4 separate regions of the Mus musculus genome follow, and regions 2, 3 and 4 are each linked to region 1. The links are chromatin loops, found by intact Hi-C in ENCODE. Cell type or tissue: left cerebral cortex. All regions are shown on one strand. Region 1 has its middle 170 kb from the start of Arhgef26. Region 2 holds the start of Rap2b (RAP2B, member of RAS oncogene family). Region 3 has its middle 80 kb from the start of Gm40061. Region 4 has its middle 95 kb from the start of Rap2b.

The links. Peaks named below come from ENCODE experiments on the same cell type or tissue, not always from the same donor. Only the 100,000 strongest peaks of a DNase experiment are listed, where the experiment ranks them.
Region 2: it touches region 1 in a loop (5-fold over the local background); 5 of 42 quality-filtered maps call a loop at or near these places.
Region 3: it touches region 1 in a loop (2.6-fold over the local background); 4 of 42 quality-filtered maps call a loop at or near these places.
Region 4: it touches region 1 in a loop (4-fold over the local background); 3 of 42 quality-filtered maps call a loop at or near these places.

Annotation. Positions count from the first base shown.
Region 1 is chr3:62,166,188-62,174,187 of GRCm38, forward strand. No RefSeq gene overlaps it. Among named protein-coding and RNA genes, the nearest start is that of Arhgef26, 170 kb to the right of the region's middle. In left cerebral cortex, a CTCF peak has its summit at 4,689; a DNase peak (open chromatin) is centred at 4,655.
Region 2 is chr3:61,358,815-61,366,814 of GRCm38, forward strand. Rap2b (RAP2B, member of RAS oncogene family) reads left to right here and starts at 5,693. Exons shown (of 1, transcript NM_028712.4): 1 at 5,693-8,000. The coding sequence starts at 6,243. The coding sequence ends at 6,794. In left cerebral cortex, no CTCF peak of the experiment used is centred here; DNase peaks (open chromatin) are centred at 261, 4,251, 5,001, 5,710 and 4 more places; H3K4me3 peaks cover 4,015 bases; H3K27ac peaks cover 3,807 bases.
Region 3 is chr3:61,468,255-61,476,254 of GRCm38, forward strand. No RefSeq gene overlaps it. Among named protein-coding and RNA genes, the nearest start is that of Gm40061, 80 kb to the left of the region's middle. In left cerebral cortex, no CTCF peak of the experiment used is centred here; a DNase peak (open chromatin) is centred at 3,794.
Region 4 is chr3:61,265,477-61,273,476 of GRCm38, forward strand. No RefSeq gene overlaps it. Among named protein-coding and RNA genes, the nearest start is that of Rap2b, 95 kb to the right of the region's middle. In left cerebral cortex, CTCF peaks have their summits at 3,369 (motif pointing right) and 3,571; DNase peaks (open chromatin) are centred at 3,390 and 3,713; H3K27ac peaks cover 815 bases.

The sequences.
Region 1 (8,000 bases):
GACCTGGAGGGTATCATCCTGAGTGAGGTAACCCAATCACAAAGGAACTCACACAATATGTACTCACTAATAAGTGGATTTTTTTTTTAATGACTCTACCTCCATTTTTCAATTCTGGACAGTGTTGTTCAATTCCTTTACCTGTTTGTGTTGTCCTGCATTTCTTTAAGGGATTTTTTCCTCTTTAAGCGCCTCTACCTATTTATTTGTGTTCTGAATTTCTTTAAGAGAGTTGTTTATGTTCTTCTTAAAGTCTTCTAGCATCTTCATGAAATGAGAATTTAGATCTGAATCTTGTTTCAAGGTTGTGTTTGGGTATCCAGGACTTGCTGTGGTGGGAGAACTGGGTTCTGACATTGCCAAGTCGAATTGGTTTCTATTGCTTATGTTCTTATGCTTGCCTCACAACATCTGGTTATCTCTGGTTTTATCTGGCCTCCCTGTCTCTGACTGGAGCTTGTCTTCCTGTGATTCTGTGATCCTGGGGAGTCAAGCTGTAACTGGGGAGTCGGACTGTCACTGGTGTGTGTGCTGTGTGGGACCAGGTCTCTGCTCCTAGTGGGCACAGGTGGGAACCAGAAGGTTTCTGAGTCTCCAGCTAGGCAAGAATCTGCTTCCCTGGGTCACAGGGGTCCGGGTACTCATGGCCTCAGGGCAGGATTTAAGATCTCACCTGTGAAGTTCTAAGTGTCTGAATATCTAGGAGATTGAGCTGCAACTGAGGTGTGGGCTCTGTGGGATCCAGTTCTGCTCCTGGCCTGCACAGGTGGGAGCCAGAAGCCAATGAAGTCATTTTTTATTAGATATTTTCTTACTTACATTTCAAATGTTATCCCCTTTCCTAGTTTGCCCTCCCCCAAAAAAATTCTCTATCCACTTCCCCTCCTCCTGCTCCCCAAACCAACTTTTAAGAGGGAAAATATAGGGTCTGAAAAAAAGATGTAACAAAATGTTAAGGATAGAGAAACTTCTAAAACTATAGAAAGTAGAAAAATTAGAACAACAACAACCAAAAAAAAAAAAAAAGTAAGGAAAGGTGAGCAAAAGGAAGTATATGCACAAGTAAGAAGAGGGCCAAATGCTCTTGGGGAAAGTAACGACATTAAGAAGACAACAATGAGAGAGAGCAGAGTGTTGTCTTCAGGGATGATGATTAAGTGAACAGGCAAAGGGTGAAAATCTTTTTCAATGAATCAGGGAATGAGGAATATGGATATAATGAACATTTTTTTAAATTTTGAGATAGCTAAATTTTAAAAAGAAAAAAAGATATAGTATAGAGGTATATTTTTAAAAGTATCTGTGCACAGAGAAGATCTAAGTAGTTTTTGAGATAAAAATCAAAATAACCAGCAGAAAGAGAGGAATATTGAAGCTAATCATGGCATATATTTTTAATAAATATTATAATGCTATTCAGACATATAAATAAACATGAATGTATATATGTGCTTGTGTTTACATAATACAACATGCATACAAACAACTGGTTTAAGTCAGTATTAAGGTTGAATCTTTCTCTATTTTAAAAGATTCTATATAAACTAATGAATCACAGCATACATAATTACAGCTTGCAAGCCTTTCTGAATTGTGATTTGTTTACTGCAAAGCTTGTCCCTGCTGATGTCTATTCTATAGTCTAGAGGACAAAAAGTGATTGGGTCAGTTGGGACTAGTAATGACTAACAAAAGAAGCATCAAGAAGAAAGAAAAGTATGCCAGATGCAAACCTGAAAGGTTGTAGTGGTTCCAGAGCCCTCATGGGTGAGGTTAGGCTGGCAGGAATAATTGCCAGCAGACCAGTCATTGTTGAGGACAGGTCATTATAAGTCACAAGAGCTCCCTGAACTCATTACAACCAGAAAAGGCTGACAATGAGTCATATGAATTGCAGCTGAAAGCAATTGTGGCAAAAGGCCAGTGGTACCTTCAAGAAATTCTAGGAAAGTGGAAGATATATATATATATATATATATATATATATATATATATATATATCACAGAGTTACATATCAGCACCAAAGGAACTAAGGACATATTGATAGCTTCTTTCTGTAATGGAAAAGCAGAACAAAACGAATGCATTGTATGTGTTTAGTGGAATACAGGATACCAATTCAAAACAACCACCACTACCCACAATGTGGAAGAATCTCACAAAGTGTTGAACAAAGTAAAGCAGAAGACCTGCCAGGTGAGCCCATGTCCCTGTACAGTCTACATCTGAACAATAGTAACCACATCCACGAGAGTGATGAGAGGAATACACAGATGAGCAGGTATCTGGGATGAAGAAAGTGGCTTGCACCACGACTGTGATGCTAGACACAGAGGGTATACATAAAAGTTCCTCTAAAGTTATGCCACATTCCACTTTGTCAAGAAAGAAAGTAAAAGATGGAGAAAAAGAAGTGTAGAGAAAGTGAAGAAGAAAAAAGGAAGGGAATAAAAGGAAGAAAGGAGGAGGGTCAGGGGATGAGGAAGAAGAGAAGGTTAAAGTTTATTTTTGGTGTTCACCAGAAATACTGATTAAAATAAAGGTAACTTGAAAATGCTTAACATTTCTAACATATTGCTAGGCAATAAGAATTAGAGTATCTTAGATATGCCTTCTCTAGCAATGACCTTTGAGGGGGTAGAGGGAGAAGCTAATGTCATGCAGCTAAAGTATACGCTACTATGATTAGTATACACATTAGGGTTCATCTTCTTATAAGTCATGTGATCACCGTGAAGGAGGCATTAGTTGTAGATGCTCTGCAGTAGATGACAGCCATGAGTGCATTAAGTAGCTTTCAGAAGTAGAGGGTTAGTTAGCAGTGGATGAATTTCATTCAAGTTAACCTGACATTGGTGGTTCTATGCTTTGAATGACTCTGTTGAGAGAAATAGAAAGCTTGAGCATTAGGCTTGTGAAGGAAAACATGATATTAAGAAAGCTAAAGGGCCTCCAGTAGATGCCAGGGAACTGCACCATGTACAGCCAGACAAAATAAAACATCATAGGGAGGCAAGTCAGAATTAAGTTAAGAGACAAGACTCCAAAGTCTGTATGACAAAAAGAGGTAATATTAAAGTGGGGAGTCCAGAAATAAAGCAAAGAGGCTTGGAGGTGCAAGATGGTATAATGAGAATATTCCATGGTGGGCAATAGTGAAACACGTGAAAATGCCAAGTGTGTTATGCAAAGCTTTAAAGATTGGTGTACTGGCTAGTTCTGTATCAACTTGACACAGCTGGAGTTATCACAGAGGAGCTTCAGTTGAGGAAATGCCTCCATGAGATCCAACTATAAGGCATTTTCTCAATTAGTGACCAAGGGGGAAAGGCCCCTTGTGGGTGGGACCATCTCTGGGCTGGTAGTCTTGGGTTCTATAAGAGAGCAGGCTGAGCAAGCCAGGTGAGGCAAGCCAGTAAAGAACATCCCTCCATGGCCTCTGCACCAACTCCTGCTCCCTGACCTGCTTGAGCTCCAGTCCTGACTTCCTTTGGTGATGAACAGCAGCATGGAAGTGTAAGCTGAATAAACCCTTTCCTCCCCAACTTGCTTCTTGATCATGATGTTGGTGCAGGAATAGAATTGACTAAGACAATTGGATTATAGAAATACAGCCCAAATGTGTTAGAACCTACAGAGCAGATCAGAGCTTCACAGGAACCCTGCAGTAGATGCAGGGTCCGTATGTAAGTCAACTGTTAAAGTCATAGAACCCTTAGTGGTGTGAGCAAGCAAGTCAGTCTTCCTAATCCAATCTCTTTATGTTCAAGTATGAAAATGCTACATGTCTATTTTATTTCTGGGTTATCACTGTTTGTTTACAATTCCTGCATAAGTATTTTCTCCTCTAAATATAATGTTTGGGGAAACAGCCAGTAATTCTCCATGCAAATACTAGCCAATTCATTCTTTTTCGTTTCATGAGTGGAGGAAAAAAAATGACATAGGAAAACAAATATCCTGACTATTGTAGTCTCAATTCTTTCTTCATGTTTCTCTTTTTCCCCCAATGTTTCTTTTCTTTATGCCCCAAAAGAAAAGAAGAGTAAGAAGAGGGAAGATGGGTAACTAAGGAAACAGTATCAGGAACAAGCCGTGTTGACTGCTACTAGTCAGTCACAAGGCTAAATTTCAAGTTTAAATCATTACTAAATTAGAATCAGTATGCTTTATGCTTATAAATGTTTTTATTTTGGGTTTTGTAACAAAATGTTAAAACATCAGTAAACAGAGAGCCTTCATTCCCTGCTGTGCTGGGCCAGTGGATTGACTCTCCCAGATTCTTACAGTTCTCCCTGGAGTTGGTGATCTTCAAGCTGTAGGTCATAAAAACACTATTACTTTGAGCCCACATCCCACTTCAGGAAATGTCACCCATCAAAATTCCTAGAGTAGGATCTCTTCCTGTATTGGAAACAGATTTCCTGGCAGACACTTAAGCAGAATCCCTGAACCAGCTTTGTTCCATACATTTCTCAAATATCCAAGTGCTTAGTAACCATTTGCATTTATTCCACAGAGATGGTGTCTGTGGATCATGCACAACTGTTCCCTGAATCTCCACAGCTACACACGGGAACTCTTGGGTAAAGACGTTGTCAGAAAGAACGCACTAGAAGTGTCCGACTTACATAGTATCTCCAGCAGGTTGAAGCATCCTCAGTTAGAAGTTACTAGAGTGCCACAGTGTGGTCAGTTCAAGCACTAGAAAGCTTGTGGGAACAAGTAACCAAATACAAAAAAGCTCCTCTCATCAGATCAACTGGGTTTCTGATATGTTATTTTCTGATATGATATTTTTGAGCATATAAATTAGACAAATCATGTGTACTAGTTTTAGGCAATGTCTAAGTCTATTTTTTTAAGACTATGTCAGGATATAGCCTTGTCAAACAGAAATCTAGAAATCCACACCGGCTTTAGTCATGTCCCAGGATCAACATGAGAAAACACCCTTAGTTTATTATTTAAGTGTTTGTATACTTAACTCTAAAAATCTCACCAGTTAGTTACTTCAGTTATACAAACTTCCATGTCAAGTTTTATCCATTCATGAAAAGTAAAGACATAATTTCCAAATGTCCATAAGTCATAGTATATGAAGGTAAGGAAATCGAGGAGGGGGAGGCAATAATTCAATTGTCCTCCCTGGAGATGTCATTTCTGCAATTTACTTGAGGACATAGCAGAACATTCCTGTTGTCTCAGACTGTGCCAAAAGACGCTCTAATTCTTAAGGTTGTGGAAATAGAGCCTGACACAGTGCAGTGAGTTCCTCTGGTGACAAATACAGAGAAGGTTTTGTCGCCCCAGGACCACCCAGATCAGCTATGGAGCCTCTATGCTGCAAAACCACCCCTTTAGCTGCCAAGCCCATTATTTGGTCACTAATTTACTCGGGACATCCTGGAAGGAGCCTCAAAGGTAATACTGGAAAATCAAGGTCAGGAGAATATGTACTTTGGATGGCCAGTTTAAAATTTAAATGTACAGAACAAAGGCCTCTGTTGACACCTGCACCTGTGAACATGGCAGTTTGATGTGACTCAACTTCAAAACTTGATTTAGTCTTATAACTTGCAGTTTTCAAGCCTATGTACATTTACTACTGTAAGAGAGGTTAACACTGTAAGTTGATCTTCTTCAGAGAGGCCAAGTGTCTCCCAGCACTGTTGACAGGGCCAGGGTCAAAACCTTTCTCTCAAGACACAGAGGATGATGGCTCAGTGTATAAAGCACTTTTCACACAAGCCTTATGACCTACGCTCAGTCCCTGTAACCCACAGAAAAAGCCAATTCTGTGTCACACATATGCAACTGTAATTCCAGCACACCTATGAGAAGGTGGGAGGTAGGAAGAAAAGAATCCACCAGAAACTCACAGCTTTCAGACCAGCTATAGTACAAGGCAGAGCAGCAGAAACAAGAGAGACCTTGTGTCAAAAGGCAGAATGAAGGAACTGACCACTGACCACCTATGTCCTCTACATCCCCCTCCCAGATAAATTCTCTCTCTCTCTCTCTCTCTCTCTCTCTCTCTCTGTCTCTCTCCTCTCTCTCTCCCACACATAAACTAATAAGTTAATTTTTAAACGCTGTCTGTTCTAGTTATTTTGTTCCACTGTCCCAGCAATATTCCTGTCAATCATACACAGCCAGTTTTGTTTTCTTTCCATATATGTATGTCTCTAATCAGATTCTGTGGCTGAAGTTGAAAAGGCTACCTGTCACTTTAAGAGGTGATGGACCAGATGCACGATGCAGTTTGAATGTTCCATACGTTGGTTTTGGCAAGAATAATGCACAACGTAGCTTTACATCGTTATTTAAACAATTTTACACCCCAGAAGTTTGGAATCCCCAAACCCTCACTGAGAGGAAGCTTGCATGAGTTGTAAGCACAACATCAGCTCACTTTATTTTATCAACCATCTCCACACTTACTGGAGTCTATAAATTACATTATGAAAGATTTTCCAAAACCATCCTGTGGGAAACTTTAAATTGCCCAATTTTACTTCTTACCCAAAGGCAATTGAGATAATTTACATAAAATATTCCTCTAGGCCATAAACTACTTGAATATGTTTCCAGAGCTAATCTGCCTATTACTGGTTTCTGTTTTAAAGGAAAATTTTGCATTTGTTTACAATCATTAATCTCAGTTACATTTACATTTTCACAAAGAAATTAAGTTCTTTAAAAAGAATAAAAATACTTTTTAGTTTTAGAATAGGATTAAAGCCCATTGAAGTTTGACAATTTAAAATTTAAATCTAAAATAAAACATGTTGATTAATAAGAAACTGGAAAAACTGCCAGGCATGGTGGCGCATGCCTTTAATCCCAGAACTCAGGAGGCAGAGGCAGGCGAATGTCTGAGTTCGAGGCCAGCCTGGTCTACAGAGTGAGTTCCAGGACAGCCAGGGCTACACAGAGAAACCATGTCTCAAAAAACCAATAAAAAAAATAAAAAACAAAAAACAAAAACGGAAAACCTAGTAGTAGAAAACATTTGTTTATATTCTATTTGAATTTTGAGATATCCCCTGCAAGATTTAAATTAGTAATCATTTGAGTTAATTTTTCCCAAAGCATAAATTGAGTTTTTCAGTTTTCTTGTTGTTCTTGTTTTTCTTTAAGATTCTTGTGTGTGTGTTAGACCAACTCAGCCCAGAGCTTCTGATCTTTCCACCCTCACTCTGCACCCTTGTATTGAAGATGTGTGCTCCCAGGCCCAGTGTCTCGGTGCTGAGGAGCCAGCCTTCAGCTCCCTGCATGCTAGGCAAGACTCTAGATACTGAACTATTTCCCCAAACTCTGCTATTCTGGAGACTTCAGACAGTGCTATATATAGGTGGGGGCAGCTAGGATACAAGCCACTGGCCCATGCGCAAAGACAAGATCCATGAATTCTAAACCCATGTTGGGTTGCTACAAAAGTTACTTTTTTATTAACTCTTATTGACGATTTGTGAGTTTCTCATCATACACCCAAATCCCACTCATCTCCATGCCGCTTCCTATCCACCCTCTGCCCTTGCAACTGCCCCACAAAAGAAAATAAAAACAAAAATAAAATATAAAAAATAAATAAAACATAAAAATGGAAGCTGTGGTGTGTCACACTATGTTCCACAGTAAACCTTTTTGTCCACTCAAATTTACTTGCAAATATTCTTTGCAGAGAGTCATTGGTGTGGTTTGAGGCCTCTGGCCTCTGCTACACTTTCAATACAGATCCTCGCTGGGACTCCCTTCAAATATCCTGGTGTTTCCCTGTGTCATGGAGATTGTGGAGCTTTGGATCTTCAGCAGTTCATAAATGTAGGTTTTTAGGTTTGGATGAACCAACTCAACACCCTGGATCAAGAACTGGGGTGGTAGCTAAACTGGTCAGGCTGACAGATCTTCCACATCAATACCACCAGGGCAAAGCCTCTAGCACTGACTGCTCTAGTTAGCTTGTCCAATGCTGTAACCAACAAGGAACAGGGAT
Region 2 (8,000 bases), 810 kb before region 1:
CGCAAATCTTTTTTTATACTACTTTCTGCTCGATTATGTAATTCCCAGTAAAACAGAGTCCCCATTAGGCAGATTCTATAAAGCAGACCCCACTGCTGGTGATGATTTACAAGTGCAACTTCCGTTCCTTTGCACAGGCCCTCATTGTCTCCCTCTGAACCACAGGCTGAAGGAGTTGGAGGAGTCACCACTGCAGAGGGCTGATAGGCTTCAACTGTGTCGGGAAGTGGTGTGCAGGCATCCCTGCAGGGAGAAATGGGGGCTCCTTTCATCCAGTGGTTTGTGAGGGAAAAGAAAGAGAGACAAATTCTTTGTAATGGAGCTAAGCAATTTCTCCTATTTCTATATTTGGTTCTCTGGAACAGAACATTCTGAGGAGAGGAATCTTAAACAGACGGGGGTTTGAGGTGGCTCTTTCAAACCAAGAAAACCTAGATCAACTAAATCTCTCTAAATGCTTCCTTCCACGAGCTTCCTTTGTACCTTCACCAAATAAAGTTGTGCTGCAGGAGGAGCACAGGTCTTTCCCATAGATGAAGTCTCTGGCAGATCTGAGACCCAATAGCAAGAGGAGCACGGGTCTTCCCCATAGATAAGGGACTCTGGCAGATGACCCAAAACAAAAGGTCAGATAATTTACCTTTAAGAGAAGGGACTTCAATCGCTTCTCGGCCTTTTGGCTAAGATCAAGTGAAGAGAAGGGACTTCAGGGCTGGAGAGATGGCTCAGCGGTTAAGAGCACCGACTGCTCTTCTGAAGGTCCTGAGTTCAAATCCCAGCAACCACATGGTGGTTCACAACCACCCGTAATGAGATCTGATGTCCTCTTCTGGTGTGTCTGAAGACAACTACAGTGTACTTATGAATAATAATAAATACATTTTTGGGCCTAAGGGACCAGGGATGACCAGAGTGAGCAGAGGTCCCAATTCCCCCACAGCCACATGAAGGCTCACAATCTTCTGGACAGCTACAGTGTATTCATATAAATAAAATAAATCTTTAAATCTTTAAAGAAAAGAGAGAGAGAAGGGACTTTGACCTTGTTTTCTAAAACTGACTGAAAGAATTAACATATGCCAAGCCATTCAAAACGGGCATATAACAGGATGGGTCCAAATCTACTGAATCATGATACTCATCCAGCCTCAGGACATCTCAGTCCAGGACAACTTCTTTATTAAGATGAATAGATTTTATTCCCAATATTAACAGGTATATTAATTTATTTGCTGAGCATAATGTGCAATACCAGATTGATAAAAAGAGACAAATGAGATAATCATTGAAATTATTTTCCTAATATTGTGTGTGTACATTTTGTACAGAGGATATTTAATTTAAAATTATTTCATGCACATTATTTTTAAGAATAATTGAAATAATAATAATAATAATAATAATAATAATACAAGATCAACGTACAAGTAAACCCAGACAGGCGTAGTCACTGCAGAAATAAGACAGAGCAGGACTCTTTTCACCTTGGTCATAATTCTAAGCTATTCCTGATGGTTTAAGATAACAAAGATTTCAAGAGCTCATCAAGACTGGCCAATGCTTGTTCTTTCAATGGCTGCTCAAATCGGTCTATGAAGTAATGCGAAATATGTTGACCATCCAAAGCGTACCACCAACCCTATGAATCAATGACTGCTTAAATTAGAAAATATTTTCAGAGAAGCTTCCGGTTGGTTATTATCAAAGTATCTTTGCTAAAACCCTCAAGCAGCGAGGTGGTCCTAGGATCAGAAGTTCAATGACTTTGAGATGGACCATTTGAGAACTCTGCAAATTCATTAGTCTTCTACTTTAAAATTTCGTCATCACTACCAACTTACTCTGGGGATTTTCTAAATGAGGAGAGTTTAGAATGATTTGTGTACCTGCAGTTAGCTCTGGGAGATCTACAGACACAGTTAAATCAGCTCCTTTGTACAGATGGGCTGTGTAACTGAGCAGTTTTCTGCTTGAGAGCTTTAGCATCACCTTGTAGCATCCCTGCTTTCCTTGCAGGCCCAGAGCTACATCTCGCAAGGGACCTAGCAACTGTCCTGTGAATGGGGAGATCAAGTATGGGCATCTGTTTAAAGCTAGGCTGCCCTTATGTGAATTCCTTTAGGCTGTTTTCCTTTTCACATTATCAGAAGACAGTGTCTTCTTCACAGAGGGCATTTGCCCTCTGAAGCTTGAATGCCTCTCTTGAGGGCAGCATTATTTCTATGTAGTCACTCAAGACAGTGTGGTTTCTTGGTTGTCATTTCTCCAGCATTTTCAGGACTCAGAGACTTGGCCATTAGGATATATAACTATATATATATATTCTTTGGACCAAGGAGTTGCTATGGCTTATCAAGGATTATCAAAACCTTCTACCACAGATAGAGCTCATAAGAGCAACAATTTACCTATGTACTGATGGATATTTATTGAGGGTCTCTTATCATAATAAATATCATGAACCATTGGAGGCTCTAAGATAAACCAGGTGTGGTAATGCCTTCTAACGTTTTACATGGTGGTTAGGGTAATCAGACTTAGTTCTATAAATCCTTATACCATGGGGCAGATAATGACTCATTAAAAAATCAAAACAAACAAAACTATGATATAAGGAAGTGATTAACTTTAAAATATGTATGCTTTAAGCTAAGTTAAGCAATCCAGGCCTGTTAGCCTAGCTACTCTCAACACATACATACACATACATTGCTGAGTACATAGTTCAATGGTATGCCACTTAATTATCACAGTAAACAATGGTTCAGTCTCTGGCACCCCTCCTAAAATTTTTGGGCCGTGGCTTCATATTAAATCATAATTCCCTGTGTATATCTTATTTGAGGGAAATAATTGGGATATAGTTTAAAAACTGCTACTAAAAAAATGCCAAATAGAATGTTTTCAAATGGCAACTTTTTTTTTTTTTCTGTTGTTGAAGAAGCCTTCTTCTGGTGTCTGAAGACAGTTACAGTGTACTTACATATAATAATAAATACATCTTAAAAAAATAAAAAAGAAAGAAAAAGCCATCAAGCTTCGGTAGTATGGTCTACTTGTCTACATGGATATCTCTTCTAGATGGGGCTGTCCCGTTGCTCAGGCAGGGTAGTAGTTGATAAATACCTCGTGCACAATGGCTTTAATGGGTGTTACTATCTATCCACTGTCTGGTCATTATTATCTCCCTGGAATGCACCAAACTGCTGCAGAGAGCAGCCAGAACACCAAGGCTCTGACTCTGCTCACCTTTCTGCTGTAAAGAGAGGGCACTGCTGTTCAAGGTACCTAGTACTGTCCTGCGGGCAGGGCCAATTTCATAATCACTATTTTATAGATAGACAAACTAAGGTTAGGAAGCTCCCTGGACTCGTTCAATGACCCAAGCCGTCACTGAGCGAGGTCCAAAGTTTGAAATGACAGACTACACATATAAGCTGGAAGCATTTTCTTTCATGTTACTAAGAAACACACCTTTGTGAGCCCACAGCACCTCAATAAAGCACACAGCCCAACAAAGAATTATTAACTGGAGATGGGTGAGTTGGGAGTCCCCCAAAAGATCCTGGAGGTGGGCTTGGCACCACACAGAAAAATATTTCAGAGTCTCCATCCCTTGGAGCCATAATGTAGATGAGGAAGCGCCTTCCAGAGAGATGTCATCTCCACAAGAAGAGTGCAAAGCACGGTCATAGCAGAGGGTCCATCTCTGATTATATTACGAAATTCTACATGAGAAGAAAAGCTGGGGATAATTTTGTGGGAAAGCACACTAGCCCTTTGAGTGCTATACAATCAAACACCTAGGTTGTAATCCTGGCTCTGCCACTCTTAGGCAAGCTATTGAACACCTGGGAGCCTCAGTTTCTTCATCTTTAAAATGGGCATATAAGTAATTATTATTATAAGGGGTAATTGAGATAGTGCATGCAAAACACTTGGCAGGCATTAAACACTGGCAGAATGTTGGCAGGGTTCTAGCCGGCTATATTAAAGTTTTGCTTCAGAGATAATTCTCTGAAGAATTATATAAGCATAATTATATCGAAGCAGTCAGTAGTCGACCATGAAAACCCTTCCTCCACTAAAAGGCAGAGCCAAGGCAGAGAGAAAGCACTTCACCTTAGTAAGGCACAGGATTATACTGAGGTTCTGCCTGGCTCTGCTGGCAGGTACTTGCGGCTGTGGACACTCGGGGCCGCAGCCAAGAATCTGGAGCAGGTTCACTCCCAAATGGAGCCCTAAGTACCGCTGTGACTTGGAACCAAAAGCAACACTGCTCGGTTCTTCCTTCCGTGAGGACGTTTAAAGCAGAGGCTAGTGGCAGGGGGATAGCAAGCCTGGCTACTTAACCCTGGTTGACTCGACACAAAGCCGATCCCCACCCCTCTGTGCCCCCGGGCTCCCGCTGCCAGTGCAGTACACAGACAGGTCTCGACATCTCTCCTAGCAAGGATCTAGAGAGACTCGGGACAAGTCCAGGCGTCACCTCACATCGCCGTGCAACTGAGCGGAGCCAAGTCTTGAGACTGCCCTCCCCACCAAACAGAGCTTTGGGAAGAGGCAAGCCCGGGCAGCCCCACCTCCCCTGATGCCACGAACTTGCGGTGGCTCATTGCTCATCCCAGCCTTCTTCCTGCTAAGATCAAGTTAGGAACTTCAGGGTTTCTTAAAGACGGGGAGCAGCAATGAGCTCTAGTTGCTCTCTTTAAGGGACGGTCGTGACTGGGCTTAAAGAAGTCAGACTCCCTCCTGAACACCAACAAAGGACTATATTTAGTTTGGAGCACTCCACCTAAATTCCTTCTTTTCCCCTCTCAGCTTCAGATGCACAGGCCCGGGCAGTGGGTGGAAGGGGGCGGGGAGCAGTGGAGAAGGAACAGCTGGGCCTCCGCCTCTCCACTCAATCTCTATAAATAACCAATCCTGAGCGGAGGCGACTTTGCAGCCAATGAAGCTGTCTAAAGCGACAAAACCTCAGCAACAGCCAATGGAAAAACATTTGGGGGTGTGAGACTCACATCCTGGGGCCAATGAGTTGGGAGTCTGGGAGAGGTAATTTGAGCTGGCGTGTGGGTGTGCGGTGCGAAACCTTCCTACTTGCAAGCCCCAAACCTGCTCCTCCGACTGAGCATGCCCTGACTCGGTGCGGGAGCCACGGGGCTCGATCCACAAGCCATATTTTGGCTCTAACCAAAGGGGTGTTGGGGAGGGGGGAGACGTAGGATGACCCCGCAACTCTTGCCCTGAAGGCTGCAGCTCTCCACAGATTCCCAGCCCTAACTCCTTGTCCGGACAGGGACTCAGGTCGAGTTCTTCGTGGGAAACTGAGGAACACCGGGCCAAGTGGGAGCACGAACCTCTGCTACCTTCCGGGGCCTGAAAAATGCCCTGCAAGTGTACGATCCTGAGAGGCGCGCAGCAGCCTGAGTTCGGGGACAAGTGTCTATCCTTTAACAGCGCAAGCCGACGAAGAGGTCGCAGCCAGCTGCTGCCTGCTGTCCCCATAGGAGGCCGGCAGCCGCACAGCCCCGACCGAGGTGACTTCGGTTTGGCGAGCTTTCCACTTACAAGCACACACAAGCAAGACTGCCCAGTTCCAAGATTCGCGCCGCCCCGCCCTGCCCCGCCCAGCCCCTGTTTGCCACACCCTCTGTCACGCCCCCTCCCGATGCGGCGGAAAAGCTGGAGCGGAGTTCGGGCGGGGCACCGCGGGCGACGTACTGGGCATGCTCGGCTGGGCGGGGAGGGCTGGGCTGCGCGCGGCGAGTAGGAAGCCCTCGCCCAGCGGAGGCTGCGGGAGACAGAGGAGAGAGAGTGATGGGTCGCGGAGCTGGACGCACGTTCCGCGGGGACTCATGCCACGCGTGTCTCAGCCGGACGCCCAATTAGCAGCCGCCTCTGCAACCAGCCGCCACCTCCTCCCGGCCCTCCCAGGCTGCCGGGGCGAAGAGCTCCAGCCGTTGTCTTGCTCCGGCTGCGCGCATTGTCCTCAGGGTCCTCCGACAGGGCTGCTGCGGGGCCCGGGACCCGCGCCCTAGGGACGCGCCCCCGCTGCCGGTCGGCCTGGCGCGGGGCTCTGCTAGTCTGTTGGCGAGCCCGTGCTACCGGGCTAGTCTCGCCGGGGTTTTTCCTGCGAAGTTGAGGAAGGGGAGAAGTCCACCCGTCCGCCCAGCCCAGCCTTCCCCGGCGCGCAGCCCCGACGGGGCCGCGGCAGGCGCGACGAGGGCGCCGACGGAGCCATGAGAGAGTACAAAGTGGTGGTACTGGGCTCGGGCGGCGTGGGCAAGTCCGCGCTCACCGTGCAGTTCGTAACAGGTTCCTTCATCGAGAAGTACGACCCGACCATCGAGGACTTTTACCGCAAGGAGATCGAGGTGGACTCGTCGCCGTCGGTGCTGGAGATCTTGGACACCGCGGGCACGGAGCAGTTCGCCTCAATGCGGGACCTGTACATCAAGAATGGCCAGGGCTTCATTCTCGTCTACAGCCTGGTCAACCAGCAGAGCTTCCAGGACATCAAGCCCATGCGGGACCAGATCATCCGCGTGAAGCGGTACGAGCGCGTACCCATGATCCTGGTAGGCAACAAGGTGGACTTGGAGGGTGAACGTGAGGTCTCCTATGGCGAGGGTAAGGCCCTGGCCGAGGAGTGGAGCTGCCCCTTCATGGAGACATCGGCCAAAAACAAAGCCTCAGTGGATGAGCTATTCGCAGAGATCGTGAGGCAGATGAACTACGCGGCACAGCCCAACGGCGACGAGGGCTGCTGCTCGGCCTGCGTGATCCTGTGAGGCGCCGTCTGCCGCCGGGCGCTGGCCACGCTCTGTGCACAAAGCCAAACGCACCCGATTCTCTTAATGTGATTGTCTTCTTGCTTTGAGATTGGAGACGACTTTGTTGTCTTGGCTGGGATGTCCGAGGAACCTGGCTGACTTGTGTAGCCAGCATCCCCAGCCTTCAGCCAGGGTCTGAGAGGGTGTACGTTGCAGAGCATCTGAGACCCCGGTGGAAAAATGGCTCTATACAGCGTGTACGTTCCTCGTTGATTTTGGTTCATGCATATTTCCCCGTTTAAATAGCCATTAAGGCTCTGTATTGGCTGCTTGACACCGGCAAGCAAAAGTTTCAAACCTGAAAAAAAAAAAATGGGGGTGGCGAAGCAGAGGAAGTGAAGGGGAAGGAGGCAGTGGGGGAGGGTTCCCCTGAGCAACTGTTCATAGTTCCAAGTTTTAACACAAGGAAAGAGGTCCAAGAAAATCATATGAAGGAGCCAGAAGAGGGGACGAAACTTTTTTTCCTTGTTTTCCAGGATTATTTAGAAATTAAGACCAGGGGTTCCTTTTCTGCCAGCTTGGAAGGGCAACCCAGGGACTGATTACGATTCTGAGGATGTCTATGCAAAGTTGGGTTCTTGTTACAGTGTATCCAATCTGAAGTATTGCACATGTGAACTGGGACTGTTTAACACTGATGCCAATACAGTGTGGGGTGCCAGGAAGTGTCTGCTGATATTTGTGGGGAAAAAAAATCTATTTTGATTACCTACTGTATCAAAGGGGAGTCTGGGGGGAGAATGGTAGTATTTTTTTTTAATCAGCTGTGAAAAATGTTACAAATCTGCACATTTTTTGTGTGTGCTATTGTGTGTGTGTGTGTGTATGAGTGTAAGTATAGCTTTTTTTTTTTTTTTTTTTTTTTTTTGTGGTTGGCAGTGACAGATTTTGCTGACTAGCTTTTAAAAATACAATACAAAGACTTCGTAAATGTGATTCAGGGCGCCCAGCACCCCTGTGTCTGCAGAGTGCCTTCAAACTCAGCTGTTCCAGCCGGTGCCAACCTGTGAATTCCCACCATGTCCCAGAATCTGCTGTTCTGCTTTCCCCAAAACTACTTTAAGCATCTTCCTGAAAGAGCCAGGATGAATAGGACCTGTTATTCCGTGAATTGCTTCATTAATTTTAGCTTTTTTTTTCAATGTTAAGTCCATAAGTCTTGAA
Region 3 (8,000 bases), 700 kb before region 1:
CTTTCAGGTGGTTGTTTATCCATGCAAAGTAATTCATATGCAGTGTTAAAACAAAGAAATCCTTCAACCAGGGACTTGGTGTTCTCTACTGTAACACTGTAGCTAAAGCTAAACCACAATATCAAAATAAAACCAGAGTGCCTAGAGTCTATAGCCCTTATTTATATTACACTAGTTTTCATCTACCTTTTTGTAAATATGTAGTTTGACTCCATTATAATCACATGTAGATTTATGTGAAGAACACAGAAAAATTACAAAGATGAAGAGTAAAGATGTTTCTTTTATTCACTGACGTGCTTGAAAGCCCTGGATCTTATTCATGAACAGGGTTATTTTGTGCAAATCTCCTGTATCTCATATTATAAGAATTTTACTATAAAAGATTTTGAAAGCATATTCTGTTTTTTTCCTGGTTGTCAATTTGAAATCTATTCATATGCCTTTATTATGAATGTTATGCTTTATACATGTACATTGACCAGGTTTTTCTAAAATGTTAGTTATTACCCTATGACTACTAAAAGTATCAATCTTGAAAGCATGATTATTCAAGAGCATAGGCAAATTATTAAATATTACAGTTCCTTCCCTTGTCTCTCTGTTCAATCTTTGTTCTTTCATGCAGGAACAGAACGCATGCATTCTAATAATAGACTATGCCATTGACCTAGCCTCTCAACTAACTACTTTCCGTTTCCGTGTTGTGATTTTTGAAATTAAAAAATATAAGTATTTTGTGCTCTTCTAGAAAACCAGGTAGGCTGTCCACAGTCCTCTTCTCTCTCTGATTTCCTAGAAACAATGCCTTAGTCTAGTTCCTACTGCTACAACAGATCACCAGCCAGATGCTCCTCTCTCCCCTGTCCATGTCTGCTGTCTATTCCACAGACATCCCTTGGAACCTCCCTCCCGAACTCATCACTGTATCCCAGCATTCAATACTAGCAAGCATTCCCTATGAATACACCATATGAGCAGACCAGGAAAACAGGCAACACACAGCCATCACTCTCTTCAAAATTACAGAGAAGAAACCAAAAAAGATGGAACAAAACACCCACCCAACAAACACAGAGCCAGAAATCAGCACCTAGACCTATCATCATCCCAAAACCAGATGTCTAGACACAAACATAAGAACATAATCAATAAAAACCCTAGGCAATATGGCTCTACTAGAGCAGACCTATCTTCTAGGAGGTAGGTTAATGATATTACTACAGCAGGGCCTGATTATCCCAACATAGCTTAAGTACAAGAAAAAGATCATAAAACCAACTATATGAAAATGAGAGGGGTCCTTAAAGAGAAAATGGATAAACCCATTAGAGAAACCTGAGAAAATACAAACAATTGGAAGAAATTACTAAATCACTCAAAGATGTCCAAGAAAATACAAACAATTGTGGGAAAAAATAAATCCCTTAAAGAAATGCAAGGGAAAAAAAGAAAAACAAATGGTTGAAGGAAACAAATAAAATAGCTTAAGACCTGAAAGTAGAAATGGAAGCCATAAAGAAAATTCAAACTGAGGGAATTCTGGAAATGAATTCAGAATTTGAACAGGAACTACAGAAGTAAGCTTCACCAACAGAATACAAGCAATGGAAGAGAGAATGTTAGACACTGAAGGTACACTAGAAGAACTGGATACGCCAATCAAAGAAAATGTTAAAGCTAAAAAAAATCCCGACACAAAATGTCCGGGAATCTCCCTTTGTAAAATGCCTGTCTGTGGCTCTCTCATTCAATCCCATTCCGCTGCCCAAGGAAGCTGCTCTGATGACATCTGAACAAGGCATTGATCCTGTTTGTCTTTCTGTGTCTGGGAGATTCCGTCTTACCCCTGTTAGAATGACTAAGACCCAAACCACAAATTGCAGCTCATGCTGGCCAGGATGTGAAGCATCCTCCATCACTGGTGGGAGTGCAAACTTGTACAACCACTTTGGAAATCCGTATGATTTCTCAGAAAGTTGGGAATCGATCTATTTCAAGACCAAGATATACTAATCTTGGGCATATACCTAAAGGGGAGTCCATCTTACCACAAGAACACTTGCTCGACAACGTTCATTGTATCTTTATTCATAATAGCCAGAAATTGGAAAAAACCTAGATGTCCCTCACCAGAAAAATGGATAAAGAAAATGTGGTACATCTATACAATGTAGTACTAGCAGTTAAAAATGACATCATGAAATGTGAAGACAAATGGATAAAAAAAAAAAAATCCAGAGTGAGGTAACATAGACTCAGATGGACAAATATGGTATCTATTCACTTAAAAGTGGATATTAATCAATAAATTAATAAGCAAGCTACAATGCTTTACCTATAGGGGTTAGGTAAAGAATGGATCTGGGGGATGCACAGATCTTTCTGGGGAGAGGAGTTAAAATCGATTTTGCAGGTGGATGAGGGCAGGTAGGGACAGGAGTAGGAGGGACCAGGTCAAGATAGGGTGGATGGAGAGAGTACGGGGGTGGGTGTTTAGAATTAGGGGAAATTGAGTGATTATGTGAAAACCCAGTGCAGTAGAAAGTTCCTGGAGTCTATAAAGGTGATCCTAATGAGGACTCTCTGTAATGGGAAATATGAAGTCTCAACTGTCCATCTCTTATAGCTAGGTAAGGCTTTCAGTTGGAGGACTGAGTGGCATTCAATTGAATTGTTGGCCAAGGGGGAACATGGGCCATGAAAATTCCCAAACAGCCCAGGATGATGCCAAGACAAAGGGTTGCTCTTTGTAAATTGACAGTGGGGACCCATTGCTGAGGACAACATCCACACAACTCAGTGAGCATGGAAAAATTGAGTTGATGCCTGCATGGCACCTTCACCCCTATGTTCTAGTCTCTTTGGTGTAAAAAGATACTCTGCAGGCTACTGAGAGAGAAACTTGGACAGTAACCTAGCCACAAAACCTTTGACCTACAACCTATCCTTTCTGCATAATATGCTAGGGCAACAGTGGTACAGAACTTGTGGCAATCACCACCCAAAGTCTGATTTGACTTGAGGCCTACTCCAGAAGAAGGAACCCATATCCAAGATTGCTTAGGTGACCAAGAGCCAGAGACTAGATAGCCCAGAGACCTAGGGTAAAGCCAAACAATTAAAGGACTCCTAATGGTTTTCTGCTATACTCATAGACCAGTGTTTTATCTGGTCATCATCAGAGAGATGACTATATGATCTCTAGCAGTAGATAGGAACAAATACAGTGATCCACAGGCAGACATTATGCAATCTCCATCAAATCTCAGATCCCAGGAAGTCCTGAAGAAAAGGAGGTAGAAAAATTGGGAGTCAGAGGGGATGGAGGATACCAGAAGAACAAGGCCCTTTGAATCAACAAAGCAGACATATGAGAACAGAGAGTCTGAAGTAGCAAGCACTGGCTCTACATGGATGTACCAGGTCCTTTGTGGATATATTATAGATTTAGCTTAGTATTTTTATTGGACACATGTCTATGAGAATGAGTGGGCCTCTGGCTCTTTTGAATGCTCTTGGGATTCTTTTCCTCCTGTTGGATTGTTGTGGCCACTTTTGACATGAAAGTTTCTGCTTCATCTTATTATATTTCATTTTGGTTGTTATATTTTCAGTTTGGTTTTTATCTCTTAGAATCCTTTTTTTAACAAGAGACAGAAAGGGAGTAGATCTGGAATGAAGGCAGGGGTGGGAAACTATAATCAGGATATATCTTATGAGAAAAGAATCTATTTTCATTTTTTAAAAGCATTTTGCTGCTAAGCTTACCAGAGTTCCCACATATCCCAGAAAAGTCTCATGAGATTGAGTGTGGTAGAACTGTCAAGATAGCTGCAGTTTTGTCCTCCTTACTGAAGGAGTACATCATTAAAACAGAAAAATGGAATCAGCCCAAGTCCCCCAACAAATTTAACCATTATAATCAACCTAGGACTTTGCTAATTCGTTATATAACAAGAAAGGTGTAGGTGTTCATCTTCATTGCTTTGATGTCTGCAGTGACTGACTTGGCTGTTTTGACTGGAAGAAAGGAGAGTTTTTCTCATACAGTACTTTTTTGGCCTGGTCAGACATATGACTCAAACTTTTATCTGTGTCAACATTATAACACTTGAAAAGGCAAGTGGCTGAAGCAGATAACCCTGGTAATAACTCTAGGTTCAAAAGTTTCTATCACCAAGATTCTCCAACCAACTAGGAGGTGAGCTTTAAGACTTCCCAGATTTTTCACAAAATAATAAGACTGTCTCTCATCTTCAAAAGTGTGAAAAATAGTTCAACTACTTCTCTACTTTCTAGAACTTATTTATGTGATCATGGAATGTACTATTGATTTTACTAGAAAAACAACATAAACAAAACTGAGATTAACCTTAAAATACAGCTTTTACTGTTCCTTACCAGGCCTTTTGTTTTGTTTTGGCTTGGATATATCAAATTTTGTTGAAGTCTAAGTAATTTTTTTTTCTAAACTAATTTGATAATGTTTTGTGTAGATTAAACTCCAAATCTCATTATCATAATAAAATACTAGGGATAATATAACTCAATTTATTTTAGATTTAAAATAAGACCTAAGATGGTTTAGGAGATAAGATCAATTGCTACTCTTACAGTGAACCATGTTCAGGTCTCAGTACCCAATGACAGCTCTTAATTTTCCATAACTCCAGTTCCAGGGTATTTAATGCATAGATACATACAAACATACATACATACATACATGCAAAGCACTCATACACAGAAAATAAACAAATCCAAAAAAAATATCTATAGCATTTTGGTTTTGTTTTTTTTCAGGCAGACTCTATGTAACTCTTGCTGGCCTACAACTTGCTATGTAGGCCATGCTAGCCTCAAGCTCACAGTGAGCTGCTTCCCTCTGCCTCCCAAGTGCTGGGAATACAAATATTTGCTATCTTGCCTGGCTAGTTTGACAACATTAAACTAAGAAAGTAGAAGAAAATACTCATGATTTAATTGGGGAAAAGTTTCAAAAGATGGAAAGTACTTCTGAGGAAAAAAAAATCTTATCAAATGAATTTTAAAACTATCTATCTGTTCATATGAGGCTACAGTCTACTCTAAATTACTCCATATTGTAAAAATAGCTTTTCAGGCTGTGCCCCAAGAGACTCCATCTTACCAGTAGCTGTTGATTCCATTTTGAGGAAGAAGGATGACTGCAGCCTCTGGGGTGGACCAGAAACTACATCATCTGTCAGGTTTAACATACTCAGTACAGACAGATAAATGCCTTATTCTTGGGTATGTTTTAGAGTATGGTATAGATTTAGTAGAATTGTGAGGAAAATATCAGAAAAAAAATTGAAAAGAAATATAACAAGCAGTTCCTCTGGGTGACATTTTCGGTATAAGTATGCTTTAAAATATATAATGTTAATAATCACATAAACTATGGTTGAATAATTTCCAGAGATTAAACAACTGGAATACTTGAACAGAAATTGTAATGATGTGTGTGGAATGCAGTAAAGATTGTATGTCATACTCTATAGCCATTATGGAAGACTGTTGACAATCAGTACATTCTGAATGTAAATTGAATATAAATATTACTGGTATCCTTCTTGGTCACTTTACTAAAGATGTACATGTCTTTTTCATCTTAATAATAGACCTTTAATTTGAACTGATATTAGCTATACATGATATTATTTTAAATGTTATTTACATGTGAGGGAATCAACACATTTCACCATTAGTTTCAATCTTTTGTTTTTTGGTTTCAACTATCACTTTAAAAAATAAACAAAACAAAAACAAACAAAAACCCAACAACTATCTAGATTCTCTTCATTAACTGTTATCACCACTTTTTTGGGGTCTAAGTTCTTACCAGTAAAGATAAACATTATATATCACTTGTAGGTAAGCTCTGGTGTTTGCAGACATCTCCTACTTGGTTGAAGTTTGTCTTTCAACATTTTATAAGTGGGGAAACCAGGCTTCCCGAGAACATGCACAGTCACATTTTACAATTAATTCCCCTTTCACTTGTGAAGCTTCTGACTCAGAATAGCATGCTTGGGTCACATTGCCCCAGCAGCCTGTGAAGGCACTTTCTTCAACAGTGTTTAGAATTGAGGGTATCTTTGTAGTTTCCCAGGAAGGCAGAAGGTCCCTGCTGTCACTACCTTACTGATGGAACACTCCTGGAAACATGTGAGAGCTCTGGATTCAGAGTCATAACCCTCTCAGTATACTGAGATAGTAGAGGTTCCCTTACCATTCCCTTTCTGCCCACCTTGTCCACATGATGGTGAAGTCCCCACCACAAGGTCTCTAGGCCCTTTTTCTCATGTCATGACAGTAGTTGTCTGTTTTGAAGTCACTTAGAAAAAACACCACAAGAGGAAGACCGTGATTCCCCATCATCTTTCTGAGAACGTGGGCTGCAGGAACCATTCCATGTTTTAGGGGATTGGTTGCCTGTCTGACCTTCATGATTCTGGTGCTTTTCTGTTCAGACCAACTGGGAATTTTCTTATTTTCTTGACTTATCAACATGAAATTTGAATTTGATATTTTATTCTCTGTGAGTTTTGGGTGATTTTTGAGAGGGAAGTGAGAAAAATCTAACTTTATTAAAACTAGAATTCTTTCAAGTTTAGGTATTTATACAGAAAATAAGTGCAGTAATTTATAACACTCCCTTACAATTTTTTTTGAAAGTGATATATATTTGATCAGTTTCTAAAAGAATTGGCCACAGTTAATATTTGTGCTTCACTTTTTACTAGACCTTGTTATTTATTCTTTAACAGCAATATCCATTCCTTTTGTGTCTTCTCTCTCTCAGTTTTCTTATTCCATGATAGCTTTAGAAATAAAGCAACAGTTTCATACTACTGAGTTCAAAGGGAACAACTGAGAATGAGATAAGGTGTAGAAGGCTAGAGAACACAAGTACAAAGGAAGCTGGTGGCCTTGGCGTTTGCTGCTGCCAACAAAAAGATAGCAGAGGAGACTGGGAGTGGGGGCAGTTCTGCATTGTCAACAGGAACCTTGACAATTTCTGCTAAAGTAAATGCTTTACGTCTACTCAAGCTCCAAGTGTATAAGAATAGAAGCAGGAAAGCAGAGTATCAAGGATTCATTTCCACCAGAATATTGGAATACTCACAGAGTGACAGGACTGAATTATTTCACAGACACTTGCTATTTATTTGGAAGGATGTTACATATGATAATCTTAGCCTAAATTATTTATCTCAATAAAAACTCAGAGATAAATAATATCATTTTTGAGTATATATATGAATGTAAAAATAATAAGTGTACTAATTTTTATTTTAAAATGGTTACTTGAATGGTTTTGTTTGTCTGGAAGTTAACTTGTGGGCTACTTTGGTAAGCAGGTGACTTGAGGCGAGGAGGTTTTTTGCTGTTACTACAGCCTAAAGAAGTTTAAGGCATCCATTGATAGCCTCACACTGCTCTTCATGGAGGAGGAGAATGGGTAGGACAGAATACTTTTCATAATAAGGTTTGTAAAAGGTCCAATTTATTTTTGTAAAAATAATATTTTTAATAGTAGTAGTACCAAATAAGTACCAAAAGTACCTAATTGTATAATGAATTTATTGATCCATATCAAAATTATAAAGTGAGTACTGTTAACATCTTTAAAAGGAGTGTTTTTACATTTGTTTACTATTTACTGGGGCTGGAAGATTGTAAACGTGTTGACCATAGTAAAAAGTGTGAATTTGTCCCATTCTTCCAATAATAATGCATGTAATCTCTTCCAGTAATAACATGTGAATAGATAGGCCTGTTTTTGTTTGTTTTGTTTTATTTTGTTTTTGAGACAGCATCTCATATAACCCAGACTGGCCTCTATGACCTTGAATTCCTGAGTCTCCCACCTCAACCTCACAAGTGGTAGGATTATACACAAGAATCACCACACCAAGTTTTGGATAAAAATAATCATGTGGATATTGGCTTAGACATTCTTGTTATAACTAATA
Region 4 (8,000 bases), 900 kb before region 1:
AGATATGGGTACAGGGGAAAAATTCCTGAACAGAACAGCAATGGCTTGCTCTGTAAGATCGAGAATTGACAAATGGGACCTAATGAAACTCCAAAGTTTCTGCAAGGCAAAAGACACCGTCAATAAGACAAAAAGACCACTAACAGATTGGGAAAGGATCTTTACCTATCCTAAATCAGATAGGGGACTAATATCCAACATATATAAAGAACTCAAGAAGGTGGACTTCAGAAAATCAAATAACCCCATTAAAAAATGGGGCTCAGAACTGAACAAAGAATTCTCACCTGAGGAATACCGAATGGCAGAGAAGCACCTGAAAAAATGCTCAACATCCTTAATCATCAGGGAAATGCAAATCAAAACAACCCTGAGATTCCACCTCACACCAGTCAGAATGGCTAAGATCAAAAATTCAGGTGACAGCAGATGCTGGCGTGGATGTGGAGAAAGAGGAACACTCCTCCATTGTTGGTGGGATTGCAGGCTTGTACAACCACTATGGAAATCAGTCTGGCGGTTCCTCAGAAAACTGGATATAGTACTACCGGAGGATCCAGCAATACCTCTCCTGGGCATATATCCAGAAGATGCCCCAACTGGTAAGAAGGACACATGCTCCACTATGTTCATAGCAGCCTTATTTATAATAGCCAGAAGCTGGAAGGAACCCAGATGCCCCTCAACAGAGGAATGGATACAGAAAATGTGGTACATCTACACAATGGAGTACTACTCAGCTATTAAAAAGAATGAATTTATGAAATTCCTAGCCAAATGGATGGACCTGGAGGGCATCATCCTGAGTGAGGTAACACATTCACAAAGGAACTCACACAATATGTACTCACTGATAAGTGGATATTAGCCCAAAACCTAAGATACCCAAGATATAAGATACAATTTCCTAAACACATGAAACTCAAGAAAAATGAAGACTGAAGTGTGAACACTATGCCCCTCCTTAGAAGTGGGAACAAAACACCCTTGGAAGGAGTTTCAGAGACAAAGTTTGGAGCTGAGATAAAAGGATGGACCATGTAGACACTAGCATATCCGGGGATCCATCCCATAATCAGCTTCCAAATGCTGACACCATTGCATACACTAGCAAGATTATGCTGAAAGGACCCTGATATAGCTGTCTCTTGTCAGAGTATGCCTGGGCCTAGCAAACATAGAAGTGGATGCTCACAGTCGGCTATTGGATGGATCACATGGCCCCCAATGAAGGAGCTAGAGAAAGTACCAAAGAAGCTAAAGGGATCTGCAACCCTATAGGTGGAACAACATTATGAACTAACCAGTACCCCGGAGCTCTTGACTCTAGCTGCATATGCATCAAAAGATGGCCTAGTCGGCCATCACTGGAAAGAGAGGCCCATTGGACACGCAAACTTTATATGCCCCAGTACAGGGGAATGCCAGGGCCATAAAAGGGGAGTGGGTGTGTAGGGGAGAGGTGGTGGGTGGCTATGGGGGACTTTTGGTATAGCATTGCAAATGTAAATGAGCGAAATACCTAATAAAAAATGGAAAAAAAAAAAGAAGTGGGAATGGGTGGATAGGGGAGCAGGACAGGGGGAGGGTATATGGAACTTTCAGGGTAGCATTTGAAATGTAAATAAAGAAAATATCTAATAAAGAGAAAAGAAAAAAAAAGATTTTTCTATATTTGGAATTACCTGAGAGACCTACCACTGTGTGTGTATTTCTCTATCTCTCTGTCTCTCTGACTCTGTCCATCTCTCTCTTTCTGTCTCTGTCTCTGTCTTTCTCTCTGTATGTGTATGCGTGTGTGTGTGCGCGCTCATGTGTGTGTGCACTCGTGTGTGTATGTGTACAATCACATGTGTGTATTTGGGGATGCAGGGGCCAGAAATGTCCCAGAGGGGTTTAACTAAGGAGGGATATGCCTCCTACACTAAAATTGTGTGGTACCGTGCATGTGCATGTCCTAGACTAAACACAGAGGGACACAATAGAGAGCCATCTATACATTAGTATTCATCCTCCTCTGCTTCCTTAGTTTGGGTAAAACATAATCAGATGCCTCAAATTCTCACCCCTATATTTTTCTTGCTTTGATGGACTATGACCGCCAAGCTGTGGGCTAAAATAAGTCCTTCTCTCAGTTATGTTTGTCACAACAATGAGAAAAACAATATTAATTATTAATTAGCATATGAAAATAAAAAGATAAAGAAAATGGTTACCTTTTGAAATTCCCATTAAGAAATGATGCCAAAGAAAATAATAGTGTTGTGTGGCCTATTCTGAAGTTAATTGACAACAACAGGAAAATATTTTCAAAGAATTTTAAAAGGAGAGGCTTTATTATGCATATGATAATAAATTGAAGACAGGTCAGTTTCTGGTTGGCTGGCTGGATCAGTGTTATAAGTAATGACACCTTGTCATTCACTGTGTCTATACATTTACTGCATAGTCACAGACTTTACTGTAAGTGTTCCTAGTCAACAGTTACATATTCCTAAGTTGACTTTAATGAGCAGAGAAAGGAACATTTCGTCCAAGGCTCCTGTGTATTCAGGGCAAAAATCAGCTTTCAAATCCCTCTTCTCACTGTTATTGGTAACAAATGGACATCCAACCTAAGCCAACTATTCTGACCCCAATAATGCTGACAAAGGGATAACAGGACATGAAGAACCTTAAGGGACTTGCCCCTCAGTTAGAACACAATGAATCAGCAAAGGGGAGCATAAACACCTGCCAGTTTGTCATGGACATTAAAGTTGAAAACCTTGGGTGGGCTTTGCAACTATTAACCCTCTAGGATTCAGAGGCTTTCCCTATATAGATATCAAGAATTAACTTACAAATAACACACATAGCTCATCAGAGAGGGTGATATTTCTCCTCTTTTATTGTAAGCATACAATTTTTATTAAAAAAAGTGTGATAGAGTGAATTATACTAGCTATAGAGTCCGAATATCTTGAATTTCTTGATACCCATTTCAAACTCTGCAGAGAACATCTAACAGGATTTTGATACTGTTTATAATTACTGGGAGAGGCCAGGACTGCATTTGTGAAATGCAAATAGATACGCTGTATCTATAAAGCGCAGATAGTCTCTGCAAGCTCATGCTCCTTCTGCCATCTGTGTGTGTTGTTTGTCATAGGTTCATCTCAAGCTTGCACAGTCTGCAGTGGCAATCAAGGAAAGGTTAGAGTTCAAAGCCCCCTAGCGTCTCCAAAATACCTGGTTTGTACCAGTGCGCATTAATGGTTTTTCCCTCAAAATCAGCTTTGCACCACACAATTTTTCCCTACATAGGAACTAGAATTTGTTTTCATTTTTCAGTTATTTCCAGTTGCTCTCCTCCCTTGCACCACTAGGTGGCACCCAAAGAATCTATGAAAACTATCCCATGGTAGATTTCATTTGTTATTAGGAAAAAGAAAAAAAACCAAGACAAAACAAAAACCAAGCAAATATATCTTCCTTTGACACTGGCCTCTTAAAATGCATCTTAAAATTTAATTCTTTCAGATCCATTATAGCTTTGTACAAAAGACATTCCAGACATTCCTGTACAGTAAGGCTCCTGTCCCTTTGTGTTATATAACAAAAGTTACTCATCCTGGCCTTTTCTTAGTCAGACAGACACTCTGCTCAGCACTGCCTCCTTAAAAACACTTGACTCACTCCACCCTCTGGAGAGATACTTGGCAAATGTCATTCCTACCTTCCCTGTTTAGCATCTGTCTCAACTTGCTGTCAAAGTGTATCCTGAAAAGCCCCCTGGCTGCACTCCTGCCTTCCAGCTTGCTACTTCGGAGTTTCACATTTTTATCTCCTCTAGGTGCTCATAACATGATGATGAAAATCTAGAGAACCAAGTTCTGTGCTGGCTCTCATGAGTCATCATTTCTCTCACTATGGAAGTGTTATTAGACGCGTTCTCACGACCGGCCAGGAAGAACACCACAGACCAGAATCTTCTGCGGCAAAGCTTTATTCTTACATCTTCAGGAACAGAGTGCAAGAAGCAAGAGAGCAAGAAGCAAGAGAGAGCGAGAAGCAAGAGAGCGAAAAAGCAAGAGAGAGAAGCAAGAGAGAGAGAAAAGCAAGAGAGCGAAAAAGCAAGAGAGAGAGAGAACGAAACCCCGTCCCTCTTAAGGAGCATTCTCCTTCGCCTCGGACGTGTCACTCCCTGATTGGCTGCAGCCCATCGGCCGAGTTGACGTCACGGGGAAGGCAGAGCACAAGTAGTCATAAGATACCCTTGGCACATGCGCAGATTATTTGTTTACCACTTAGAACACAGCTGTCAGCGCCATCTTGTAACGGCGAATGTGGGCGCGGCTCCCAACATCTCCCCCTATCCTTTTAATAAGAGCAAATAGGCCACCCATATTAATGAGAGTGGAGATAGAGGTCAAATCCCCAGTGTGTAGGTAAAGGAGCCATGTACAGGATTAGCTCTTAGGCTCACAGGCTTTTACCCAGAGCAACCCTGACCTGCTCCCGTGTCGTTTTGCCTGGGGGAAGGGAACTAGGACACTGAACCTTCATGAAAGATGACATGTCTCCCTAGAATAGGCTCATATATGCCGCAGAGCCTTTCCATTGCAGTGCTTAGCCTTGCAACTCTCTCGGGCTGCTGAAGCACACTCACTCTATCCCGTGCAATGAGACTAGCCTCGTGGGATATAAGAGCTGAGTGGCCAGCGACCTATTGCCTAAGCATAGATAACCATATATCAGGGGGAGCTCCATGTTCTAGTCCTGCAAGCGCCTGGGCAATAACCACCTTGTCTCTCCTAGTTTAGGCCTTAAGCTTACAGACCAATCAAAGAAGCAACACTAATCCACAGCAAAGTGTATCTCCAAATAATATTAATCCCACCCATTTTTTAAAGAAAGAAAATGCTGAGGAGATCCAATTGGGTAATCCTTTGGTCAGGGACAGGTCCAAGCGCGTGGAGTTGACCTGAAGTCTCAATTCCCGAAGGATCTGTTCAAATTCAGCCATCCAATTCTGTAACATATACTGAAAAAGACTTTTTGACAAATTAGCTGTCCTAGTAAATTTAACATACTGAATGGAAATAACACACAATCCCGGAAACTTTTGTTCACATCCCAGCTGAGTTATTTGTCATAATACATCTAGTTGTATCTGGACAAGATCTATGAGTTGATTAACCAGCATGAGACCTCTCTGTATCTTGACATTAGCTGAGGCCTGTTTATCTATGACTGTAGTCACTGAGGCTGACAAAGTGTTAATGGTGTCAGTCATCTGGACCTGTCCAGACAGAGCCAAGGCTGTCTGAATTAAGGCCAAACCCAGTTCCTAGTTAGTGGTAAAAAAGCAGGAGAATACTTGAGCATTATACATCACCGTCATTGGGAGTGGAAATGTCGACATTATCCCCCAACGCTGCTCTCTCTTTATTATTGACGCCCTGGACATCACCAAGACGAGGGACATTAGTATTTCCTTGGTCAGTCTGGATTTTTCGGGTGAGTCTTTCTGGTACCCAAAATGGGTTGTCTTCATTCTGTGGGAAAACACAGACAGCTCCCCTGGATCTTACCAAGATAGGATCCGGGCCATACCATTTATTATCAAGGACATTTTTCCATTTAACCATCTCATTGGGCCTATCTGGCTCTGTACAATGACGTTCAGCCGCAGTATGGCCATGAACATCAATATTTAAAAAATTGAGTGTAAAGAGTGCCATAGACACAGACACTCTTGGTGCTCGGGGTACAGTCTCCTCAAAAGTTCCCCTCTTCTGTTTTATAAGATAGGCTTTGAGGGTGCGATGCGCACGCTCAACAATACCCTGTCCTTGAGGGTTGTATGGAAGTCCAGTCAGGTGGGTTACGTCCATCTGACGGCAGAACTGTTGGAATTTTTGAGACGTATAAGCTGGTCCATTATCAGTCTTAAGGAGTCTGGGTTTCCCCCAAGCACTCCATGCCTCAAGACAATGTTGAATCACATGTGAGGCTTTTTCTCCGGTTAACGGAGAAGCAAACATGATGCCAGAACATGTGTCAATGGACACATGGAGATATTGAAGTTTTCCAAAGGAAGAAACATGTGTAACATCCATTTGCCAGACCTGTAGAGGTCGAATACCGCGTGGGTTAATTCCCACATGAGGAACTGGCAAGAACTCACAGCAGCTTTGACATTGAGTAACAATGTCACGGGCTTCTTTTCTTGTCAAGGAGAAACGACTGCGTAATGTTTCAGCCGTCACATGAAAATTGTTATGAAAATTTCTTGCAGCCTCTACCGGGGATGATAGGGCAGCAGCCACCACTTTAGTGGCCTTATCTGCCAAATCATTTCCCAGAGCCATGGGGCCAGGTAGGCCTGAATGGGCTCTAACATGAGTAATATAAACAGGAGATCTTCTAGATAACAAAACTAATTGTATCTGCTGAAAAATATTGGCAACTCTACTGGAAGGCTTAATCACTCCAGCCACTTCTAAAAGATTTACTGCATTAACCACATAATAGGAATCTGACACAATATTAAGGGGTTTTAAAAAGGTTTTTAAAACTTCTAAGACCACTAAACATTCTACCACTTGAGGTGAATTTTCATTATACTGTTTGGATACCACTTTACCATTAGCCACATAGGCACCTATGCCAGTTTTTGATCCATCAGTATATACCACAATCCCATTTTTAAGTGGGTTTCTTACTGTTATTTGTGGAAACACAACAGATTGATTTTGGGCAAACTGTAAGATTGGATGTTTTGGATAATGGTTATCTATTTTTCCTGAAAAGGAGGTAACTAAAACTGCCCAATCATTAGATGTGGCTGCCAAGGTTTGAACCTGTGCAGCGGTATAAGGTACAATTAAAAGATATGGACTTTGCCCAAAGTGGGTGATTGCTGCTTTTAGACCTTTAAGGGCAAGCTGTGCAATTGCATCAGGATACCAATCTATTATTTTAGCTGGGGATACGTTTGGATGGATCCACAACAATGGCCCATTCTGCCACAAAACTGCAGTTGGCAATTGTGCTGTCTTAAAGACACACAAACTGAAAGGCTGCGAATCCTCAATACGTTGTAATTGTGCATTCTGTAAGGCCTTTTCCACTTTTTGTAAGGCCTGGTTAGCAGCTAGAGTAAGAGTCCTAGGGGAGGAGATATGAGGATCTCCTTCTAAAATACTAAACAAAGGCCTTAACTCAGCGGAAGGAATCTTTAAAAAAGGTCTGAGCCAATTAATATCTCCCAACAGCTTTTGAAAATCATTTAAGGTATGGAGGTGATCTCTTCTTATCTCTACCTTTTGGGGCACAATCTTATCTGGGGACACCACAGAGCCCAAGAATTGTCCTGTATCAGAAATTTGGACCTTTTCTGTGGCTATCTGTAAACCCCACTGACTTAAAGTTTTAAGTAGAAAAGGATATGCCTTTTGTAGCATGGTAAGGTCTTTATGGCACAGGAGGATGTCATCCATGTAAAGGAGCAAAATTAAAGAGGGGAATTGTTCCCTCACTGGCAAAAGAGCTTCTTGCATATAAAGCTGGCACATTGTAGGACTATTGGACATTCCCTGTGGTAAGACCTTCCATTGATACCTCTTATCAGGTTTAGCAGAATAAGCTCTCTGACCCGTTAACAAGTCAAAAGTCCAATCTCTCTGCTCTGGAGTTAAAGCAGCAGCGTTTGCTCGGTCCTGCGCCTGTGCAGCCTCTCGCCACAGAGATCTCCATTCCAAATATTTGCCCATATTAGGGAGAGCGGCTTTTGCAATCATTTGCCAGTCGGCAGGAGTTAGTGCCATGCCGGCAAGCCTGTCTAACTGCACCAAGGTAAAATTAGCATTAATTCCATATTTAATCTGCACATATTCTACCGGAGCGTGGACACGCCCACCCTCGGCTCCTTCAAAGACTGGAAATGCCTGTTGTATTTTCCTTTGTTCCTCTCGGGGAATGAATGAGTCTGCGCACTGCCTCTCTGCGCACTG